2 separate regions of the Homo sapiens genome follow, and region 1 is linked to region 2. Evidence: chromatin contacts called from ENCODE Hi-C or POLR2A ChIA-PET data. All regions are on one chromosome and are shown on one strand. Each heading gives the region's core, a stretch centred on a gene start or an enhancer-like site at or near the end of the contact. The rest is flanking DNA. Distances are from core to core; before and after follow the strand shown.

Region 1 (5,041 bases), core at 598-3,097, 3.4 Mb after region 2:
GAAACTGAGGCTTAGGGGTTTTAAGGACACTGCCTTGTCAGATTTGAACTTAAACAGTCAGACTACAGAGCACGTGTTCCTGACCACTGGGATACACTGGCTCTTTCACAGAGCCTCTGTGAGAAAATTTGAGCAACTTACTTTGGGCTGGCAGAGGAAGAAATTGCAAGTTTCACTGTATTTTCATGCCTACGTACAATTTGTTCAAACATTCTGGTATGTGCTAGGCACCGAGGATATGGAGACAAACCTCCCATGTCTGGGCCTCCTGGAACTCACTATTTATCCCAACCTGGGAAGTTGGGAGGAGTAGCTGTGAGTCAAGTATTATGGAAAGTCAGAAAAGGGCACAAGTAATTGTTTCCAGAGGAGGTGAAACTTGCCCCAGGCACTCAACAGCAGCAAACTAGGACCAGGTGCCTACAATCTCAAGGCAAGCACAGCTCTTGCCCTCGGGGGCTTAAATCCCAGGGCAGTTTAACTGGTTTGCGGACCACCTACTTCAGAATTGTCCTGGTGCTTGCTAAGATGTGGATTTCTCTTTTTCCCAGAGGATCTGGGAAACACAAAAAGCGGGGCTGCGTGTAGCACCTAGGTGATTCTGATGCACACTCAAATTTGACAGGTGAGCCGGGGGGAAGAAATGGGTGTGGGCAGTGGGGAACAAGATGGACAACGACTTGGAAGTCCTTAGTGGCCTGCAGGCACTGAGATTGCAGTTCAAGATCTTGAGCTTTGGGAGTTGTTACTCTCCAAGGGCTAGCTCAGAGCCTGAAACACAGTAAGGTTTCATAAATATTTGTGAATATGCGCCCGGCGCGGTGGCTCACGCCTGTAATCCCAGCACTTTGGGAGGCCGAGGCGGGCGGATCACGAGGTCAGGAGATCGAGACCATCCTGACTAACACGGTGAAACCCCGTCTCTACTAAAAATACAAAAATTAGCCGGGCGCGGTGGCGGGTGCCTGTAGTCCCAGCTACTTGGGAGGCTGAGGCAGGAGAATGGCGTGAACCCGGGGCAGAGTTTGCAGTGAGCCGAGATCGCGCCACTGCACTCCAGCCTAGGCGATAGAGCCAGACTCCGTCTCAAAAAAAAAAAAAAAAAAAATATATATATATATATATATATTTGTGAATATGCTGGCTGCCAAGATCGAAACGATCAGGAGCGTCAAAGGGAAAAACGAAGTCAGAGGCAGAAGAAAAAGGTGTTCCCCAGGCGATGAAAACTTTCCAGTAAGTTGTCTTGGAAAAGGCAACTCCGCGTAATAGAGGGACTTGGGGAGGTAGCCGCTGCGGGAAAGGGCGATGAGTCCTGGGGTGCTGCAGCGGGGGAGTGGGTAGGAGGCGCCTCCTAGCTTCCCCAGGGCGGCCGAGGCATGAGGTCACCTGGCACAGCAACAGCAGCAGCTGCGGAGGACGCGCAGGCGCTGCGGCGGGAGGCAGTGTCAGGCTCGGGCCCCTGGGGAATTCCTCCCCTCCTTTCCCCCCCGCACCAGTCCCCTAGAGAGGCGTACCCGGGTCCCGCCCGCCAGAGCCTGAGCTTTGTACCGCCCACCAAGGCCACGCCCCCTACCAGCTGTGGGGCGCCGCAGAGGTCCTTTCTTCGGCTCCGGAGCGGTCCCTCCGCCTTCCCCGCTCGAGGCCACGCCCCCGTGCTCCTGCCGCCTTATTTTCCCCGGAGAGTCCCGAGGCGCCGCGCCTTGGCCCTGCCTACAGCCCGAGGCCCCGCCCCCGGCGCCCCTCCCAGCCGTTTGAAGCGGCTCGGGCTGCGGCTGGCTCAGAGTGGCGCGGGGGGCGTGGGGCGGTGCTGAGGAGCTGAAGCCGTGGCCAGCTCGACGCCGGACAGTCCAGCGAGCAGCACGGCGGGAACCGGCAGCCGGAGCAGTCCCGGAGCAGAAGCAGCAGCAGCAGCAGCAGCCCTCGCCGTTCGCGGAGCGCAGCCGAGCCGGCCATGGCGTTGTCGATGCCGCTGAATGGGCTGAAGGAGGAGGACAAAGAGCCCCTCATCGAGCTCTTCGTCAAGGTGAGCGCTCGCCTCGCGGTCCCGCCCGGCAGATCCCCCGGCTCCCTCCCGGCTGCGGGGAGCGGCGTCCCGGGGCTCTCCTGAGGCGCCCCCGCTCGGCGCCAGCACCCGTCCCGCTGCGGGCACCCGCGCCCCCGGCCCATTGTCTGGGGGCCGCCCGCGCCTTCCCGCCTCCGAGGGCCCGTCGAGGGGTCCGGGTTGGGGACCCGGGCGGCGGCCACCGTCTCCAGCGCGTAGGCATCGGCGGACGCCAGACCAGCGTCCCGCGCCCGGGTGGGTCGGGAAGAGCCCACGGGCGGGACTTGCCTGCCCCGGGGCCCCAGCGCCGGGCGCGCGCGGGTCCTGTCACCACCCCCCGCCCGGGCGCCGGGGCCCGGCCCCACCCGCTCCCCAGCGCTCCGGTCCGCCGCCCGGAGCCCGAACTGCGGCCCGCCGCCCGATGAGCTTTCAAACGAACTTCTTTGAACGCGTTTTTGAAAAAGCATTTGCTCCCCACTGGTCTGAAACGGAAACTTTAATTTTCGATGCAATCTTAAACAAATTTACCAAAGAGCAGGTGCTCTTGGACCTTCGGAAAAGACCGAGATTCCCAACTTGTGTTTTTCTGTCTTGGGCATTTACTGGCTTTCTCGTTTCTCAAGCGCGGAGTGTTCTGTATGATGCAACATTTTGGCTTCTCCCCCCGGCGTTGCTGCTTCGGGAAGGATTGTGTGTGCCCTTTTGTTTTGAAAGAAATTGAGGGAGAGAATTCTTAACTTGCTTGGGCTTTAAAGGGTTGGTTTTCCCTTGTGTCTTCAGCTTTCATGTGTGGAATTTATTTGCTTACACATACTACCCCTCTTCCTTTGCTTTTCTCTTTAATACTTTTTATTTTAGCAAAGGAGAGAGTCGAAGTTATAAACATCTGGATCCAGCTCCTTCCCTCAAAACTTAAAAAAAACACTTTGAGCTTCTTCCAGCCACTTAAAAAGCCAGGCTCATTCAGAGCTAGGCAACATACCGGAAAGTAAATGGTCATCTAGAACTATTGGGTTCTTTTTTTTCCCCGAGTTTTTACTTTAAAGAAAGGACATTTCAGGATGTGTTTAAGAGATAGAGAAGGGCTGGGCGCGGTGGCTCATGCCTGTAATCGCAGCACTTTCGGAGGCCGAGGTGGGAGGATTACTTGAGTCCAGCCTGAACAAGATGGCGAAACCCTGTCTCTACAAAAAAATTCAAAAATTAGCTGGGAGCGATGTTACGCGCCTGTACTACTCTGGAGGCTGCGGTGGGAGAACTGCTTGAGCCCGGGAGGTCGAGGCTGCAGTGAGCCACGTCGCACCACTGCATTCCAGCCTGGGCGACAGAGCAAGACCCTGTCTCAAACAAAAGAGATGGAGAGAAGAAATAATCTGCATTTACCTCTGCAGTCTTCAGTAATGACTGGAACAGTGTTTGCCTTAGGATTTTCTTTCAATTGTCAATTTTCGATTTTTTTTTTTTTTTTTTTTTTGGTCCAGGGAACTGAAACAGCAGACAGGTATAGAACCCCCAAAATATCAAAGCGTTTCGGTTACTTTGAGTGGCAGATATAGTACTTTGAGATGCGTAGAATGTAGGAAGGAACCTGAAATACAAGAAAGGAAGGAGGCCGGGCGCGGTGGCTCACGCCTGTAATCCCAGCACTTTGGGAGGCTGAGGTGGGCAGATCACGAGGTCAGGAGATCGAGACCATCCTGGCCAACATGGTGAAACCCCATCTCTACTAAAAATACAAAAATTAGCTGGGCGTGGTGGCGCGTGCCTGTAGTCCCAGCTACTCGGGAGGCTGAGGCAGGAGAATTGCTTGAACCCGGGAGGCAGAGGTTGTGGTGTGCGGAGATTGCGCCACTGTACTCCAGCCTGGGCAACAGAGTAAGACTCCATCTCAAAAAAAAAAAAAAAAAAGAAAGAAAGGAAGGGTGGTGGGTGGAAAACAGCATGGAGAAGGGAAACAAGTGGGCCAGAGATGAGTTAAAAAAAATTTTTACTGAGTGAGGAATAGGAAGGAATTTCCATAAACTCAAAAAAAGTGCATCCATGAATAATCTGTAAAACATGATACTTAACGGTGAAACTTTAGAACAGTATTAAACTTAGAATAAGCTACTATCGGGCCGGGTGAGGTGACTCACACCTGTAGCATTTTGGGATGCCGAGATGGGGAGATCACTTGAGGCCAGGAGTTCGAGACCAGCCTGGCCAACATGGTGAAACCCTGTCTCTACTAAAAATAGAAAAATTAGCCAGGCATGGTGGTGGGCCCAGCTATTCGGGAGGCTGAGGCATGAGAATCGCTTGAACCGGGGAGGCAAAGGTTGGAGTGAGCCAAGATCAAGTCACTGCACTCCAGCCTGGGCGACAGAGTGAGACTTCGTCTCAAAAAAAAAAAAAAAAAGATAAAGCTATTATCAGTTATGGCTCTATTCAGTATTCTATTATTCTATTGGAGGAGCTAATCAAAGAAGACAAGAAAAATTAAGTATCTGAATTAGGAAGAGATCAGTGATTAATGCCCTGCTTACTATTAATTTCATCTTTCAGTTAGAATAGCAGAGGGGCGTGTGCAGTTTTCCAAACTTGAGTCACTTGCATCCCCTTTCTGTTTTTCATATTTGTGTTGAGAACCACTGAAAATCATCCTTCCTACCACTAGTTGTAAGCCTTTCTCATTGGGCTTGGTGGCAGAGAATCAGGGTTCAAGTCACAGTTCTTTACTCCTTGGTTGGGTGACCCTAGGCAGTTTGTTTTCACTCTTTAAGCCTTGTTTGTCTCATTTGTGAAATAAGAAATGTTTTCTGCTACCCAGTGATTCAACATAGGCAAACTTTGCACTGATACAGATCAGGTTTTTTGTTTTTTTTTTTTTTTTTTTTTTTAATGAGATGGTGTCTCGCTCTGTCACCCTGGCTGCTGGAGTGCAGTGGCGCGATCTCGGCTCACTGCACCCTCTGCCTCCCAGGTTGAAGTGATTCTTCTGCCTTTGCCTTCCGAGGA
Region 2 (5,046 bases), core at 2,339-4,838:
TGGTGCAGCGCCTGTAGTCCCAGCTACTCAGGAGGCTGAGGCAGAGGAATCGCTTGAACCCAGGAGGTGACAATTGCAATGAGCCGAGATCATGCCACTGCACTCCAGACTGGCGACAGAGTGAGACTCTGTCTCAAAAAAATTAAAAAATTAAAAAATAAAAACTTAGCCGGGTATGGTGGTGCACGCTTGTAGTCTCAGTTACTCGAGAGGCTGAGGTGGGAGGATCGCTTGAGTCTGGGAGGTTGAGGTTGCAGTGAGCCATGATGCACGATGGTGCCATTGCATTCCAGCCAGGGTGACAGGCAGAGTGAGACTTCGCTAAAAAAAAGAAAAAAAAAAGCATAGACTCTGTAGCCAAAACTGCCCAGGTTCCACTCTAGCTCTGCCAATTACTGACTGAGAGGAGAGATACATTACCTCTCTGTCCCTCAGTTTTCCCACCTACAAAACAGGAATAACAATAATAAGTACCTCACAGGGTTGATGTGAAGATTAAGTAAATTTATAACATAAAATATTTAGTGCTGTACCTGGCACACAGCAAACACTCAAGAAACGCTATTATTATTACTGCTAAGACTAGTAAAACACCGCGGGCAGGAAAGAATGGAGGATTACTGAATAAAGCCCTAATGCAGACAGAAGTTACTACTATGTCACTCCCACAAGGAAACATCAAACATCACCACTCCCAGGAGCCTCCTCAGAAGCAACCTGCCAGCCCTGGGCTGGTCATTCTCTGATAGTATCAGGGCCGTTTTGTCCCACTTTCCTCCGTGGACTTGAGCTCACTAAGGGCAGCCTTACTGCACCCTCCCCCACCCCATCCTCAGCACCCAGTGGTGTGCAGCAGGGTTGTGGGAAATATCTGCCAGACAGACATGCTTAAGATGTGGCCCGAGTCCCTTCCCCTTTCTGGAGAGGCCTGCTTCACTGGGAAGGCAACTCTCCAATGCCATAGTACAAACCCCTAGAGAGCCTGCATCCCTTCCAGTCCCATCCCTGCCAGACACTGGGAACGCAGAGGTGAAAAGGCAGGGGCTCTGCTCCATCAGAACCCTGCCTAGTAATAAATCAGGTGACATTTATTAGGCACTTAGTGTACTGCAGGCACTGATCCTGGCACTTTACAAGAATCTCGTCGCTTATTTAAACAACTCTCTAAGCTTGGCACTATCCTTATTCCCATTTTACTTATGCAGAAATAGAGGCTAAGAATTAAGTACTTTGCCTGAGGCTGCTCCAGTAAATGGCAGAGCTGGGATTCAAACCCAGGCAGGCTGGGCCAGAGCTTGAACTCTTGATCTGTGTTAGTCCAGGGGGAGGGGGGAGGAGGGGGGGAGAGAGATAGGAGAGAGAGGGGAGGGAAGGGGAGGGGAGGAAACAGGAGGAGAGCGGAGGAGACAGGAGGAGAGGGGAGGAGAGGGGAGAGGAGGTGAGGGAGGGGAGGGGAGGGGAGGGGAGGGGAGGGGAGGGGAGGGGAGGGGGAGAAAGATTTCAGTCCAAGGTGACCCTGAGAGAAGTCAGTCAGGCGAGGAGTTAGAGGGAAGGGGGCTGCGGGAACACAGGATGGGGGTGGGGTGGGCGGATGGTGAAGTAAGTTTCTAAGAACAGCTATGGAAAGAGAAACAATTGGGACATGTGTCAACACTGTTACAATATTAGTGCCATCCAATTCTTGGAGTCTAGCACCAGATATGCACCATGCATGCTCTGAGTGCTGCTCCTCTCACTGAATATTTGCAGTCTTCCTGGGAGGGACTTATCCTCACTTCACAGATGGGAAATCCAAGGCTCAGAGAGGAAGACACGCCTGCTAAAAGTCCTTGGTGACAATTCAATGGCAGATCCAGGGTTCAAGCTCAAGTTGATCCCATGGCCCTTGGTCTTAACCACTAGGTCACACTGAACAAACAGGTATTGGTGGTGCGTGGTAGGGATCTGATGCAGAAGGTGGGGGGAGCTGCCCAGTTTTTCACCCGGGACCTGCACTTAGTGCCTCCGCCTCCCCCACCCCTATTTGGGCTGAAGGCAGACAGCACAGCTCCAGCCCACCAGAGCCGTGGGGGGGGCGGGGGGGTGGGTGGGTAGTAGTGTGGCCTGGCTAAGGAGTCTCTCAAATATAGTGGGGAAATAAAATAAGTAGCAGAGAGATGGGCCAACCATGGCCCATTCTCATCTTCCCTCCCTAACCGCGTTCATCAGAAAACAGCATATGTGAGGGCCAGCACGCAGCCATTCTTTCCGGTGCTTCAGGAGGTTAGGATGACAGAGCCACGGGCTGGGCGCAGTGGCTCACGCCCATAATCCCAACTTCTTTGGGAGGCCGAGGCAGGCAAATTACTTGAGGTCAGGAGTTCGAGACCAGCCTGGCCAACATGGTGAAACCCCGTCTCTACTAAAAAATACAAAAGTTAGCCAGGCATGGTGGCACCTGCCTGTAATCCCAACTACTTGGGAGGCTGAGGCAGGAGAATTGCTTAAACCCAGGAGGTGGAGGTTGTAGTGAGCTGAGATCGTGCCACTGCACTCCAATCTGGGCAACAGAGCGAGACTCCGTCTCAAAAAAAAAAAAATGACGGAGCCACAAAGGTAATAACAGCTCCCACCTCCCAAGGGCCAACTCCGTGCACCGTCCTGTGAGCTTTACAACCTGTCATAAATTATCAACCACTTTTCACAACACCACTATGAGAAAGGTGCTACCATCATCCCATTTCATAGAGGAGAAAACCGAGGCTCAGAGATGGTCACTCACCAAAGGTCACCCAGCTGGGACTAAGTGACAGAGCTGGGACTACAACCCACATCTGTCTGGCTCCAAAACCTCCATACCTCCATCTTATCTAGAAAGAGTGCTGGATGAGGAGTCTAGAATCAGGGTCTAAGTCCTGCCTCTAACCTGCTGTATAGCCTCAGGTAAGTCTCTTTCCCTTTGTGAGCCTTGGTCTGCCCTATGAGGAAGTTGGCCTAGATGACCTCCAAGTCCCACCTCCTGTGACTCTGTGAGCTCTCATGCCCTCCTCTCTCTGGCTCCCAGCCACCACACCGGAAGCCCAACAGGATGCCGAGTAACCACCCACTGAACACTCAGGGGCGAAGGAAGATGAAGTGCCGCTTTCTCATGGCCATCTTCCACCAGACCAGCCCAGGAAACAAGGAACCACAAAGCCACAGGATTCCCTCCAGCGTGGCCGTGTGAACAGCAGCCCTGGAGCAGAGGGGCTGGGCATCCCCTTGCGGCCATCACTTCCTATGCCCTCACTTCTCGGCAGGGTGTGCGGAAGCGAGGGAGGCAGGCTCCAGCTCAATGCCCTCTGGCTCTGTTTCTCTGGGTCCCCAGGGGCTGGGACGGTGGGAACTGGTCACTCTGGGAGAATCCCAAGCCCACCCCGGAAGGCTGAGTTGAAGTGGAGGTTCAGACAGGTCTGTCTGGCTCCACAGGTAACTTTTGCCCACTGTGCTCTGCTGCCAGCAAGGTCTCGAAGCATCTGGGATGCCTGGCTACCTCTCTCCCATCCCTGAAGTAGCAGCCAAAATCCCAGATCCTGCAGAAACCTACGCCTCCTCAGCCTCAGGACAGACGAATATCCTGAGGCCCGCGCTCCTGCCTCCCTCCTGCCCCCTACAGTCCATGCTCTACACAGCAGCCAAGGTCTTTCCAAACAGAAACCAAGCCCAGTCGCCCCTCAACGTGGGGTCCTCCAGTGGCTTCCCACCACTATTAGAACGAAATGCTGACCCCTGCCCCACAGACAAGGCTGTCCATGGCTTGCCCCTCCAGGCCCACCTCTCCCTAGCCTTCCCTCCACCCTCCACTGCCTCTGCCCGGCCACACCAGCGTTCACCCCCTACATGTGCCAAACTTGCTGTTCCGGCAGCCGGGAACTCTCATCTCCCCCGCCCCCGTCTTTGCCCGGCTGCCCCCTCCTCAACCTTCATGTCCCAGCTCAGACATCACCTCCTTTCCTGGCCGCTCCTCTAGAGCGGCCCCCTCCCCTCACAGCCACTCTCCACCACATCGCCCTGTTTTGTCTCCTTTCTTCTCTCGGAGCGATCCTTCTGGTGGGTGGCTTTGCCTGTTTGGTCTCCAGCTTCCTCCCCTAGAGTGCAGCTCCTTAGGGGCAGGCATGTGACTGCTCCATTCTCTTCTGTCCCCACAATGAGGCAGGGCCTCCTTGGGTGCTCACAACCCTGAAGATGAGGACGCTGCAGCCCTGAGAGGTGGATTGAGCCGCCCAAAGTCCCAGAGCCAGGGAATAGCAGGGTTCAGACCGAGGGCGACCTGATGCCAAGCCTCAGTGGGTGGGGGGCTCTCACGGCTGGGGGCCTACTCTGGAGGGCTCTCACCCAGGGTGGACAGAGTCGCAGTGAGGCTCTTAGGGCGGGTACCAAGAATGAAGGGCCCACCAGCTTTCCCAAATGGTCCTTCTGCAAGCTACAGGCCAGCTGAGCTCCTGCCTGGGGTGGGTGAGACCCTGGGGGTGAAGAGGCACCAAACACCAGGAGCAAAGGCTCCCAAATGAGGGAGACCACAGACACAGGGAGCTGGGAAGCTTCGACCCACCCAGTGCTTGACGGAAGGGGAAAGTGAGGACTATGGAGGGGAAGGGACTTGCCTGAGGTCACACAGCCAATCAGTGGGTCTCCAGGGAGGGAGGCCCTTCCCTACCCTGCAGAACAGCAGGCGAAGCCCAAAGCCCAGGGTCTGGGCAGAGTGCCAGCCCAGAACTGCCAGGCCCTGGGGGCAGGGGCAGGGCTACAGAGTGAATCTGGGGCATTAAGACAAAGAAAGGACTCAAATTTCTTCCTTCTTTCAAAAAACACTTGAGACAGGCAGTGTCTCATACCTGTAATCCCAGCACCATGGAAGGCTAAGGTGGATGAATCACTTGAGCCCAGGAGTTCAATACCAGCCTTGGCAACTAGTGAGACCTTGTCTCTACAAAAAAATATCAGAAAATTAGCTGGGTGTAGTGGTGCACCTGTGGTACCAGCTACTCAGGAGGCTGAGGTGGGAAGATCACTTGAGCCCATAAGTTC

What was found. Hi-C counts contacts between places; a loop is a spot of excess contacts on that map. ChIA-PET counts read pairs that join two places held with the same protein, here RNA polymerase II (POLR2A). Pooled maps may share reads with other maps.
Region 1: a pooled map shows a loop between it and region 2 (2.1-fold over the local background). The contact joins the promoter of CLIC4 here to the enhancer-like site in region 2. A Hi-C loop is called at or near these places in 1 of 37 single-sample maps with no recorded cell type and 2 of 50 pooled maps. POLR2A ChIA-PET finds 5 or more read pairs at or near these places in 1 of 52 experiments (activated CD4-positive, alpha-beta T cell).

What each region holds. Positions count from the first base shown.
Region 1 is chr1:24,743,600-24,748,640 of GRCh38, forward strand. It overlaps CLIC4 (chloride intracellular channel 4), which reads left to right and starts at 1,848. Exons shown (of 6, transcript NM_013943.3): 1 at 1,848-2,026. The coding sequence starts at 1,955. RefSeq lists enhancers at 1,157-1,762, 1,763-2,368 and silencers at 1,450-2,159, 2,260-2,419.
Region 2 is chr1:21,331,268-21,336,313 of GRCh38, forward strand. It overlaps a transcript of ECE1 not described here. Among named protein-coding and RNA genes, the nearest start is that of ECE1-AS1, 41 kb to the left of the region's middle. RefSeq lists an enhancer at 3,109-3,328. Within about 2 kb of position 3,589, at least 39 of the 41 ENCODE cell types and tissues checked have a DNase peak (open chromatin) inside an H3K27ac peak, as active enhancers do.